2 separate regions of the Homo sapiens genome follow, and region 1 is linked to region 2. The links are chromatin contacts, found by Hi-C or POLR2A ChIA-PET in ENCODE. All regions are on one chromosome and are shown on one strand. The core of a region is the stretch at or near the end of the contact, and the rest is flanking DNA. Distances in the headings are between cores, read along the strand shown.

The links. Hi-C counts contacts between places; a loop is a spot of excess contacts on that map. ChIA-PET counts read pairs that join two places held with the same protein, here RNA polymerase II (POLR2A). Pooled maps may share reads with other maps.
Region 1: a pooled map shows a loop between it and region 2 (5-fold over the local background). The contact joins two enhancer-like sites. A Hi-C loop is called at or near these places in 13 of 37 single-sample maps with no recorded cell type and 10 of 50 pooled maps. POLR2A ChIA-PET finds 5 or more read pairs at or near these places in 5 of 52 experiments (activated CD4-positive, alpha-beta memory T cell, activated T-cell, activated naive CD4-positive, alpha-beta T cell and 1 more).

Annotation. Positions count from the first base shown.
Region 1 is chr6:16,687,937-16,693,770 of GRCh38, forward strand. The region is part of intron 2 of ATXN1 (ataxin 1); the gene reads right to left. Among named protein-coding and RNA genes, the nearest start is that of ATXN1-AS1, 70 kb to the right of the region's middle. Within about 2 kb of position 3,020, at least 4 of the 41 ENCODE cell types and tissues checked have a DNase peak (open chromatin) inside an H3K27ac peak, as active enhancers do.
Region 2 is chr6:16,473,364-16,479,305 of GRCh38, forward strand. All of the region lies in intron 6 of ATXN1 (ataxin 1), which reads right to left. Among named protein-coding and RNA genes, the nearest start is that of GMPR, 240 kb to the left of the region's middle. RefSeq lists enhancers at 1,563-1,612, 1,633-1,802. Within about 2 kb of position 1,533, at least 3 of the 41 ENCODE cell types and tissues checked have a DNase peak (open chromatin) inside an H3K27ac peak, as active enhancers do.

The sequences.
Region 1 (5,834 bases), core at 1,770-4,269, 220 kb after region 2:
TTTCATTGGCCACTTTTAACATAGCCATGCTTCTACCTGTGAAGGTATGGGACAATTCCATGAAAACTGAGTTCACGGAGGGCCCTCCTGTGGGTTATGTATCCTGGGTTCCAGCATAACCCCTGGTTGAGAACTTACTATTAACATTAGCTCTTCAATTTATTTTCATGATCCAGGGACTTGTGTATATTGTATCACAGTGGTTACCTAAAATAAAAAGTAACCAGATAGGAGACAGTAAAACAATATTGATGAATTTCCATGAGAATGAGACATATCATTTAGGAGCTTTACTTAAAAACCTTCCTGCTAAACAAACAAAAAAGGACTAATGCGATATCTGTCTCTTGGGGTCTCCCATGCTTATGAATTGAGAAAACACACTTGATATAAGTAAATGAAGAAACAATAGTTGAAACAGCCCTGAAGTGACAGAAAAAATGGAAGTAGGGTTCTAAGCTCAACTCCAGAGGCAAGGTGGTACAGAATACCAGCTGGATGAACAGTTCAAAGCTTCCCTAGTTGAGGGTCTCTACCTCAATGACAGACAAAACTCCTAACTTTGGCTTTCTCCATAGAGCATCAACCAAATTCAGTAATGATGAAGTACCTGCTTAACACTATAGGTTGAATAACTTTTGACAAGCTGTAACATCCTGTTGGTGGAAAATAGCCAGCCTTGCTCAACATAATATTGCAAACCCAAAACAGGGTAATTGTGCAAAGAGAGAATTTTGTGTATGTCCCCTTTCCAGAAAATATTCTGGGTGACATCCAATCTGCTTTTACCCGGCTCACTTATTTACAATTGGGGCTGCCTAAAATGCAATGCCATTCTAAAACTACCAATAAACTATTTTGTGAAATCAAGTTTAGTAACTTGAGATTCTCATTTATGATATCCCTGACAACCACCAAAACCTGATTAGACATCTCTCTCCTTTGTCTAGGTGCTTTACTGAAAAAAAGCATGGAAATAGACTTGGAGATGCATGTGTGTGTATGTGTGTGTGTGGTGTGTATACATGTGTATTGCATGTGTATGTACATATATAGTATGAATATGTGCGCATATGTGTACGTGTATATGCAGATGTGTATATGTGTACTCTGTGTGTGTGTATGTGTGTGTGTGTCCATGTATTTAAACACACTGCTTTTCCTATATGCAGCAGGAATTTCCTATCTGGCATATGAAGACAATACATACTCTTTTGGATGGAGCTGGTGAGTCAGGCAGTGTTTTGGAACTGCAATACTTGAGTCTGCATGACTCATGAGGAAAGCAAGTCTGGGGTCTGGGACTGTTGTATCAAAATGGGAAGGAGTGGGAAAGAAGATGGCTTTTTATAATTTAAATTTTTATTTTTTATATTGTTGTAAGTTTTTACTTTTGAGACAGGGTATCACTCTCTTGCTCAGGCTAGAGCGCAGTGGCATGATCATAGCTCACTACAGCCACAAACTCCTGGGCCCATGGGATCCTCCCACCTCAGCTCCCGAGCAGCTGAGACTACAGGCAAGAGCCACCACACCCAGTCAATTTTTTCTTTTTTTTCCTTCCTTTTTTTTTCTTTTTTTTTTCTTTTTTTTTTTTTTGTAGAGATGGAGTCTCCCTATGTTGCCCAAGCTGCTGTCAAACTCCTGGGCTCAAGGGATCCTCCCACCTTGGCCTAGATTTGTATTTTTAATTGACAAATAATAATTGCATGTAGTTATGGGTTATAATGTGATGTTTTGATATAGCTACATATACTATAAAATGATTATATTAAGCTGATTAATATGTCCATCACCTCACATACTTATTTTTTATAATGAAGACATTTAAAAACGTATTCTTTTAGCAATCTTGACATTTATAATACCTTATTATGAGGGCTAAAAATGAATAATATTAATAATCCTGTACAATGGGTCTCAGAAACTTAGCCCTCTTGTCTAACTGAAACGTCTGTACCGTTTGATCAACCAAAGATGGCTTTTGTTGGCAATTCAATTTTTTTGACAAATTCCTCATTTTTGTCTTCATTTGGAGTTTTTATCCATTACAAGAGAGGAAGATGACACAAGCCAGAATAGAGGAAGATGAAACAAACCACTCAGGATTCTGAAGGGAACACTGGGTTGGGTTTTTTTTAATTTTAATTTTGATGTTTATTATTTGTCTTAGAGACGGGGTCTCACTATGTTGCCCAAGTTGGCCTTGAACTCCTCTGCTCAAGTGACCCTTTGGCTGGGACTGCATGAGCACACCACTGCATCAGGCTCATCCAGTTGAGGTTTTTTAAAATACTGTTTTTGCTCTGATTGGGTAGCCTCAAAGAGGAGGAAGAGAGTCATGATGAGCTTGATTCAGAATCTTCAGCTCTCCACTCTATCAGCAACCTGCCTTCCTTCAAGTCTACTTGGCCCAGTGCTGTTATTCCTCCTCCACTGGCAACTAGATGTGTGAGTGACATTGATTCCTATTACCAGAGGGATTAACTCCAAAGTTCTCTTGAAGGTTTTACAGTTCTTTTCCAGCAGTTCCTCATTCTTCAAAGGTAATTAACCTCTTGATGGGCTTACAGCAGAAGCAGTGTTAGAAGTCCCAACACATTGATGATATGTTATAAACCAGGGGAGAGGATAATTGGAAAATGTATTTCCAGCCTCATTGGAAAATATATTTCCATTTATTGAGAAAAAGTAACTCAAGTGTTTAGGAACATATGAATCACAGAATTGTAGATTGGCAGAGGCCTTAGAAAACCATGCTATTTCGACTTCTACTAATAATGAGAAAACGGAGGTGGAAAGAGGGAGAGTGACCTGCCGAGCCACAGTTACCCAACCAGCACCAATGTAGTCAGTGCTGCCTGGAGCGAGACCTGACCATACTGTGGGGCAGAATCTCCCCTCCAATCCCCTTCATAAAGCACGATGATGCTGTTCAAACACAACCTGTGCCTCCTGTCCTTAGAGCCCCAGATTTCATTTTAGGAGAGGATTACGAAATAATGACTAAGCTCTGAAAACTGAGAATGAGACAAAGGAAGAAAGGGAGATAAGAAGGAAGACAGTAAGAGAGTCAACAAGCAACTTATTGTAGTGTTTGCAATCACTACTTGTGCCTTTCATTACATTTAAATGCATGTCGAAATGACATGATGCAACCACCTTCATGCATTCTGCAGTGAAAAAGATGGTGCCAGGTTGGAATTTCATTGTAAGTGTCGCAGAAATATCCCTTTGGAATCAGGTCCCAAATCATTATTTGCTCCTTTTATCATTGTCATCATCGTGTATCATGGCAAAGCTCCCTGAGGGGAGGAGCTCTGTCTGTCTTGTTCACTATCATATTCCTTACACCTACGGCATCCATGGGACAAGCTAAGTAAAATTTACTGAAAGGCTGAATAAAAACTTCCACATGGAATGAAGAAGAAATATGCATAGTTTGAAAATGCATATGCAGTATTACAGTTTTCTGTAAAGGAAAATGAAAGAAGACCTGTTTAAAATTTAAAACCACATTAAAAGATTGAGAGTTTTTTGTATTTATAAAAAGCTGAGGTATGTTAAAAATGGAAAGCACCTATTAAGCTGTTACTGTCAGTTTCACCTGTTAAGTAGGTACTATTAGTTAAGCCAGCATAGTTCCTGAGTTGCAAAGCATATACAGGCTGAAGTACAATGTCAAGAAAACATGTTAAAGGGTGGTAAATAAATAGCCACTGAGAAGATACTCTGAACAGATAAATAAGAAAAAAGCAAATGTAGTTGAAATAAATGGAAGCTCTAGGCAGTGTGTGGACAGACAGAACAAAAGTGGTCACTGTTTATGCCTTGGCCTGAATGTCTGTGTGCCTCCAAAATTCACATGTCGAATCCTAACTCCCCACGTGATAGTATTAGGGAGTGGAGCCCTTGGGAGGTGCCCTCTTGAATGGAATTAGCACCTTTATCAAAGAACTCCCCCAGGAACTGCTTTGCCTCTTCCACCATGTGAGGATACACAGAGAAGGTGCCATCTGTGAGCCTTAGAACAAGCCTTAGAATAGGCCGGGTGTGGTGGCTCAAGCCTGTAATCCCAGCACTTTGGGAGGCCGAGGCGGGCAGATCACCTGACATCAGGAGTTCGAGACCAGCCTGGCCAATATGGTGAAACCTCATCTCTACTAAAAATACACCGGGCGTGGTGGCACGCACCTGTAGTCCCAGCTACTCAGGAGGCTGAGACAGTAGAATTGCTTGAACCTGGGAGGCGGAGGTTGCAGTGAGCCGAGATCATGCCACTGCACTCCAGCCTGGGCGACTGAGCGAGACTCTGCAAATATGTACTTTATATGATTAATCTATTTGTAACCATTGAAGTAAACATTTTTCTTTGTGCTTTTAAATTCAAACCTCTACCTTAGCAGCCATATCACAGTCACAAATTAACTATATGGCAAGTAATCTGTATGATTACTTTGGGTTCTCAGATGACTTGCTATGTATTTAATGAAGTAAAATTGTAAGTCAAGTCAGATATAGGTAGGTACAATAATATTAACAAATGTAATCAAAAGATTTGTCTATTTTAAAGACTCAAGAAAGACAATTATACCCAATTAACACACACATTCATATGAAGGGTACAAATACCTAATTTTTGGAAAACATTTCATATAATTTTGGCCATTGTAAATATATAAATAATAATAAGAAGAAGACCACTACCGCCACCACCAACAACAAAAACAATAGCAACCACTTTCTAAAACATGAAGGCTAAGGAATAAGCAGTGTGCTGGGCACTTTACCTGTATTCCATTGTGTTCTTACAGGTACATTCCATGTTCTATATTTTCACTTTAGAGATGTGGAAACTGAAGCTCAGGCTAAGTAATGGGCCCAAGATCTCAAATTGGCAGATCTGGGTTCAAAACCTTAGTCAGAACGAGCCCAGACCTCCCATACAGGCAGAGGTCTTTGCAGATGGGAAGATATGGATAGATAAGCTTTCTCCTCTACTTAAGCTCAGTGTATCTGTACACTGAGTAGCCATGTAGCATAATGGTGGAGTGCATGGGCTCTGGAGCCAAAGCTCTAAGTTCAGATTTCAGCTCCGCCACTCACTAGTGCATGCCCTAACTTCTCTGTGCCTCTCAGTGGCCTCAGCTCTGAAGATGAGAATCGTAATAGTACCAGAAGAACTGATATCTACCTACTAACAGGGCCACTGTGAGGATTAAATGAGTTACTACACATACAGCACAAAGAACATCAGAGATGTGAGCAAATGTTTAGTATCCTTTGAAATACTAAAAAGAGCACTGAATTTGAAGTCCAGTGGTCTCCGCCATTGATCTACTGTATGAGCTTAGGCAAGTCCCTCAAGCTTCCTGAGCTCCACTGTCCTCATCTGTAAAAATGGGATACCAGCGGCCTTGCTTCCTTTCCAGAACATCACAAGAAACAAGCAATGGAAGACAAGGTATGTGAAAGGGCTTTGGAAGCTAAAAAGTGCTATATATACCATGTACATGTGAATTATCGTCATCAACTTTCAGCCTCTCAAAGCCAAAGAGGTCAATCTCTATTCCATTCTCTCCTGCCTGAGAATTTAATACTAAGCATCAGTTCCAAAACCTGGACACTGAACTGCTAATCATAACAGAACACATGTCCAGTCACCCAGGACTTGATCAAACAGAACTCTATTAACTACCTCCTTCTGCACACCCACCGTGAGAACATAATTGATGCTCATCATGGCCCTAAAGCACTCCAAGACTCTGAAGTACCTTCAGGGAAAGATTAAATTATGTTCAGCCTAGTTTATTATGAAGTGTATTTAATTATAC
Region 2 (5,942 bases), core at 283-2,782:
TGAAACAGTCATTTCTATTTTTGCCTTTTGAAAGAGTTATGCTTAAAGGTGTAGTGAAAAGGTCAGATCTGGAAATTAATGGGTAAGCATGGTCCTATCCGAGGTCAGAGAAGCATTTTGAGAGTGCCCCAGAGCCTTTAGAACACATTGTTTATTTTGAGGTCAAAGGGAAAAACATGTTGGAAGGAAAAGAGTCTTTGGCTGGGTGATGACAATGACAAGAAGACACTTCCAGAGACTGGAATCTCTTTGACTCAGCCCCTTGGTAGGTGTTTATTTAGAACCCAAGGACATTGGAGTCTGGCAGGATCCCACAAAGGAGCGAGGTGAGGAACACTGGTGGAGTTCTCCCACCAGATTCATACGGATATTGCTGATGACCTGAGCCTCTGTCTTTTCTGCTCTACCTTGAAGGGCCTCCAACCTCTTTTCTGGTCACATTGTTCTGAAAGTACACGTCAGCTTTGAGCCACCTCTCAGTCAAGTCCTTCCATCTTCTCCTATGCTATCCCTGGGTCATCTCTTTGGAAACTTCCTGAATTGTCTAGGCTAACGAGTGTTTTTAGGCTTCTACCACCTAACCATGTCTCTACACATCTCATTGATCATGTCAACATCCTGCTTAAACTCTTTCAATGACCACTCCCCTGTCTTCAAGATAAACTCTAAACTCCTCAGCAGAACTTACTGAAAAGACACTTTATGATCTGGCTTTTTCTTCATGAGACTTCACATATGCCTGACTCCAGCCACTCCAAACTACTTGCTGTCTTCCAACATGCCATGTTCTCTCTTACCTTTGAGCTTTGCTCATGTTGTCCTCATGTGACTAGAGCTGGAGTTTCCCCATCCTTTGAACTGAACAAATTAAGTAATTTGCTTTGGTTAAAGGGAAATTAGCAAGCATCTTGAAGCAGAGCTTGAAAAGCACTCATGCACTGGGGCTTGCCCTTTCTTGCTGCTTTTGGGAACCCTTAGCCTGCAAAGTGAAGAAGCTCAGACTAGTCTACTGGAGGATGAGAGGCCACCTGAAGCAGAGACAAGCTGTCCCAGCTGAAGATCACCCATCTCTCAGGCAAACCAGCCTTCTAGTAGCTATGTGAGTGAGACCATGCTGGATTAACCAGTCCCAGCCAAGCTGGCCCAGACTAAAATAGTCCAGGTGACCCACAATCATAAGATTGTGGTCTTGGCCCTTAACTGTTGGGATGGCTTGTTACACAGTATATGCTAACTGATACATCCACTTTGTTTTCTGGTTAACATCTACTCCTCATTCAAGTCTGAGGATGAAAGCTTCCCTGATCCCAGAAGATGCCATGCTGGTCTGCATCCATGGCAACCTGTGGGTACCATTAGGAGAGAGCTGGTCATGGTGTAAAGGAATTGCCTGTTTTCTCATTTCTTTCCCCAGTGACTGAAAGCTCCTTTAACTACTGTAGGTGCCTAGCCTGTAGCATATGTGTGTGCATACACACACACACACACACACACACACACACTCTCTCTCTCTTTCTGTAAATATTTGCTGAAAGAAGATACAAGAATGTAGATATCCATCTTCAGGCTTTCTTCTATCCTAAATTTCAAAGAATTAGACTAGACTGTTTTTACCTATCACCACCTAGACACGGTAACCACATCAAAATGTATTTTAATGTTTTACTTTTTCAGAGTTCTACTCATATCAACAGCCTTTGGGAATCTCCCTACTCCTTTTATAGATGAGACTATTATAGTTTCCAAACTCACTGTGCCTTTCAGTTTGACTAATACTATAAAATTCACCTAAAATTCCAAGGGCCCTCAGCATATGCACATGGATAATTCTGACAAATGTGTCACCTTCACTGTCATAATTATTCTACTATATACATGTCAAGGAAGCAGAAGGTCTTAACAATACATAACCGAATTCACTGTCAGTGTAATGACAATGACAGTTAATGACAACTCCTATTATAGCAGAAATGTCTCTACAACAAAGAGATGAGCAAGTTGCAACTGCTCACCTGTTCACTTCAGCAACGCATCATGATAGATTTTGTTGTGTGAAATTTATCATAACAGCATCATGGCTGCCACAGTTATTAGGGAGCAATCACTGGGCTAAAAACTTAACAGACTTTATCGCATTTAACTCTCTTAACAGGTCATCAGGGTAGGTGTGGTCAGACCTTCTTTATAGATGAAGTAAATAAGGCTCAGAGAAGTTGGGCAATTTCCCAAAGGACACACAGCTACTGGGTGGCAGGTCTGAAATCTGAACCCAAATGTGATTCAAAGAGTCTCTTATATGAACTAATACTTTAAATCTGATGCTGTTAAGTGGCAGTGATAATGATCTTCCTTTGGAAGATAAGGAAATAGAGGCACCCAGATAGAGAGTAGCTTGCCACTGGTCTAAAAGGGCAGGGATGGGAAGAGAACCCAGGTGTCCCTTCTTAGCCTGAGGTTCCTGCTACTGGACAGAGCCCAAGGTGTCCCTATCTTCTCCTTAGTCATTACTTTTTTTTTTTTTTTTGAGATGGAGTCTCACTCTGTTACCCAGACTGGAGTGCAGTGGCATGATCTTGGCTCACTGCAACCTCCACCTCCCGGGTCCAAGTGATTCTCCTGCCTCAGCCTCCCGAGTAGCTGGGACTACAGGCATGCACCACCATGCCCAGCTAATTTTATATATATTTTTAGTAGAGATAAGGTTTCACCATGTTGGCCAGGCTGGTCTTGAACTCCTGACCTCAGGTGATCCACCCGCCTTGGCTTCCCAAAGTGCTGGAATTACTGTGCCTGGCCTAGTCATTAATATTTTGATTAACGCCTACCCCTGTGATCAACGACAACTTATTCAGGAAGAAGGGTTCTTTCTACTCTAGTATGCTTCCAGTTATTTACTGTGTATCTAGCTAGGTTGTGAAAAGAAAAGAATATGAAGCACGAAGTTCATGAAACCTAACTGGTCTATCATCTACTTTACCAAATTTCTTCTAAAAAAGCAACCATCAAACCCAGAGAAGAATTTGAAGCTTCTAACTTTAATGCCATTCACATTAGTTGTATTTCTTATTCATATGAGAGAACTATCTTTATGACCTGTGCACTATAAAGAATGATGAGTATTTAAACACTAAGTGTTGAATTAACAGTTATATAATAATCCAAAAAAAAAAACAAAAAACAAAAACTGTACTTCTCCACTGTATCAAAATGTACTTAATAGGTATTTATTGTTTCAGGAATATACAATGTCTTCTATCATTTAAATCATTTTGTCAATTTAAAATAATGACCTGGCTGGGCACACTACACCCTGTCAAACAAAACTGATTTACTTTATCTCATACAAAACATCCTGAAAATATGGGATGCTCTGAAAGTGCCAACAGCTACCCTTGGAGTTTTTCTTTTTCCAAAAATTATTTCTTTCAATTCCAGTCCCAGATCTTCACTACCAGCCCTTATTTCAGCTATGGTAGAAGGAGTGAATATACCTTCTGTTGAGTATACAAAACGTGCTAGAAATGGTCAGTTACACCCTAAATGTCTTTCCCATCATAAGCACACAGTTTCATGCAATTATCTCGACTTGAGTGTGGTCATTCAGTGGAACAAATGACAACGGTCATTGAGACTACAAAAACTCTTTTAGTCGTGAAGGGAAAGGCAACAATGCATACGTCATACTTCCTGTCATCTGTGGGTCTTCAATGCTCTGGGGACACCCTTTCATCAGTCTCCCTTGTTCCCCATTTCCTTGCAAAGACCCACCTTGAGTCTCTTTCTTCGTGAAAAATGTCTTGGCATCTCCAGGGCCACACAGACGAAGCACTCTCAGGAGAAAATGTCACCCAAACCCATTGCCTAGGGGCTTCCACAGAGAAGTGGCCATGGAGGGAAGCCCCCAGCTCTGCCAATGTCACTTGACTGTCCATTTTAGATTTCATCTAGGCAAGGCCACTTTGGACAGGGACTTTAAGATACAATCCACAGTATTTCTATGTTCTTTGGATCCAAATCGGAAAATGGCAGAAAAAGTCATTTAGTGCCAATTCAATGTGGCATAATGAGAGGAGAGCAATTAAGAAGATTACAAAGTGAGCCATATTCCTCTTCAAGGCTGGGTGCATGGATAAATTACCAGAGCTCAGTAAGAAGGCTCTCGTTACACTGGATGGCTTTCAGGCCAGACCTGTCAACAGGAAAAGGGGCCAAGAGGGACTGTCATGGTGTTTCCCTTCCTTCTGCCTCCCTTGACCTCTGATTCCTCCCAAACATCTACTCATGTCTCCAACTCTGCATGCCAGTGCTGATAAACAAGCAAAACATTAACCTAATTCACAAGAAAAACTGATACCATCAGATGCTTTGAGATCGCCTAACATCTTGGCCCGGCAGTCCCCACATTCTGCCTGGACTACCCATTAATTCATTTGTTATTCTCCGTGGGATTCTATCTGTACCAGAAAGACCATGTGGTCCATGATCCTTAGTAAGTGACACTCCCATGATACACTTAGTAAGTGACGTTTTCCTCCTGGAGGCCTGCCCAGATGAGGGAAATGGAAAATCCTCTTTGAGCAAGGTGACTGCCAACTCCCTTCTGACCCTCTCGAGGCCACCCTCTTCCACCACCACTCCCTTACTTGCCTTTAACGAAGTGCCAGCCAGCACGTTGCTAGGACAACTGGCGTCACTGCGGAGGCACAGAAATAGATCACCAGTGGGGCTAGGAACCTGGATTATAAACGCCAATGACAGTGATGAGATACTGATTGGCAGCTAATCTGTCCCCTATAGCAAGTGACCGAGTAACACTACCCAGTGGGCAGCTCTCACCTTGACACACTACCCTTTCATCTACATTTGTGCTTGATGTGGTAGTGACTGAGAAGGGGCAAGGAACTAGCTTTAGATAGGAGCTGCATGACTCTGTTTTGAATTATGTGAGCCAGTAGATATGTAGTAACCACCTGACATTTGCACCTTTAATTTGTTAGTTTCCTGAAAATTAGGGAGGAAGGCTGTTCACAAGCCGAAGTATGACAGCCAGAAACAGGTAGAGCCATTGAGGTTGCCAAACAGAAGGAAAAAACAATCTGTTTGGACAAGCAATAGCTTTCTCCTTTCTGAACAATAGCGTTCTACTCTTCTACCTTCTTTTAGAGATCAAAGAAGGAAAAGGCAAAGGAAACCGGAAAACTAGGGCTTGCCATGGTTGAAGAAGAGAATAATCTTTGTGCCCAGTTCTCTTTGTTCTGCAGGGTGAGTTTTACAATGCTTATAACGGGTAGCAACTCGTAGGAGCCCCATGCATTAAGACTGCCTATCAAAGTCTTGGATTTTAGCCCTGGAGAAATTACATTTTTTTTTTCAATTCTATGCAAGCCACAAAGGCTTGGGAAGAAGAAAGGAAAAATGAAATGAAGAGCAACCTAATGGAAACTTTAGAAAACCATTTTATCAAGAGCATTTTTATTTCCAGATGCACAAAGGAAGGCTGGTGAGGATGGCTGATGTGCAGATTGAAACACGTAACCAACAGCCTGGGACCTGTGCAGGGGTCCAGCAGCGAATTCTGACAGCAATGTGGGCAGGTCACCTCCCAGTGCCAGGCACTCAAGACTGGGAAATGATCACAAGATGCTGTTTAAAAATGTATTGAGAAAGAAGTAGAATTTAAAAGTAGAAGAAGATGGTTAAGAGTCCAAAGAGCATGATGATAAAAACCTGTCTGAGTTTTGGAAATAAAAGATTATGATAGAGGATAGCCATTTGTATACCATTTATGTTTCCATTTAAGGAGACTCTCCTTAAGCAAGTTGTTTCAGGAATATAAGCACAAATACAAAAAAAAATTGCTCTGAAAACTTAATTTCTCTAACATAGGTTTGAAACAGCTAATTTGCTATCACACCTCAAAATCATTTTATACTTGTCAAAAA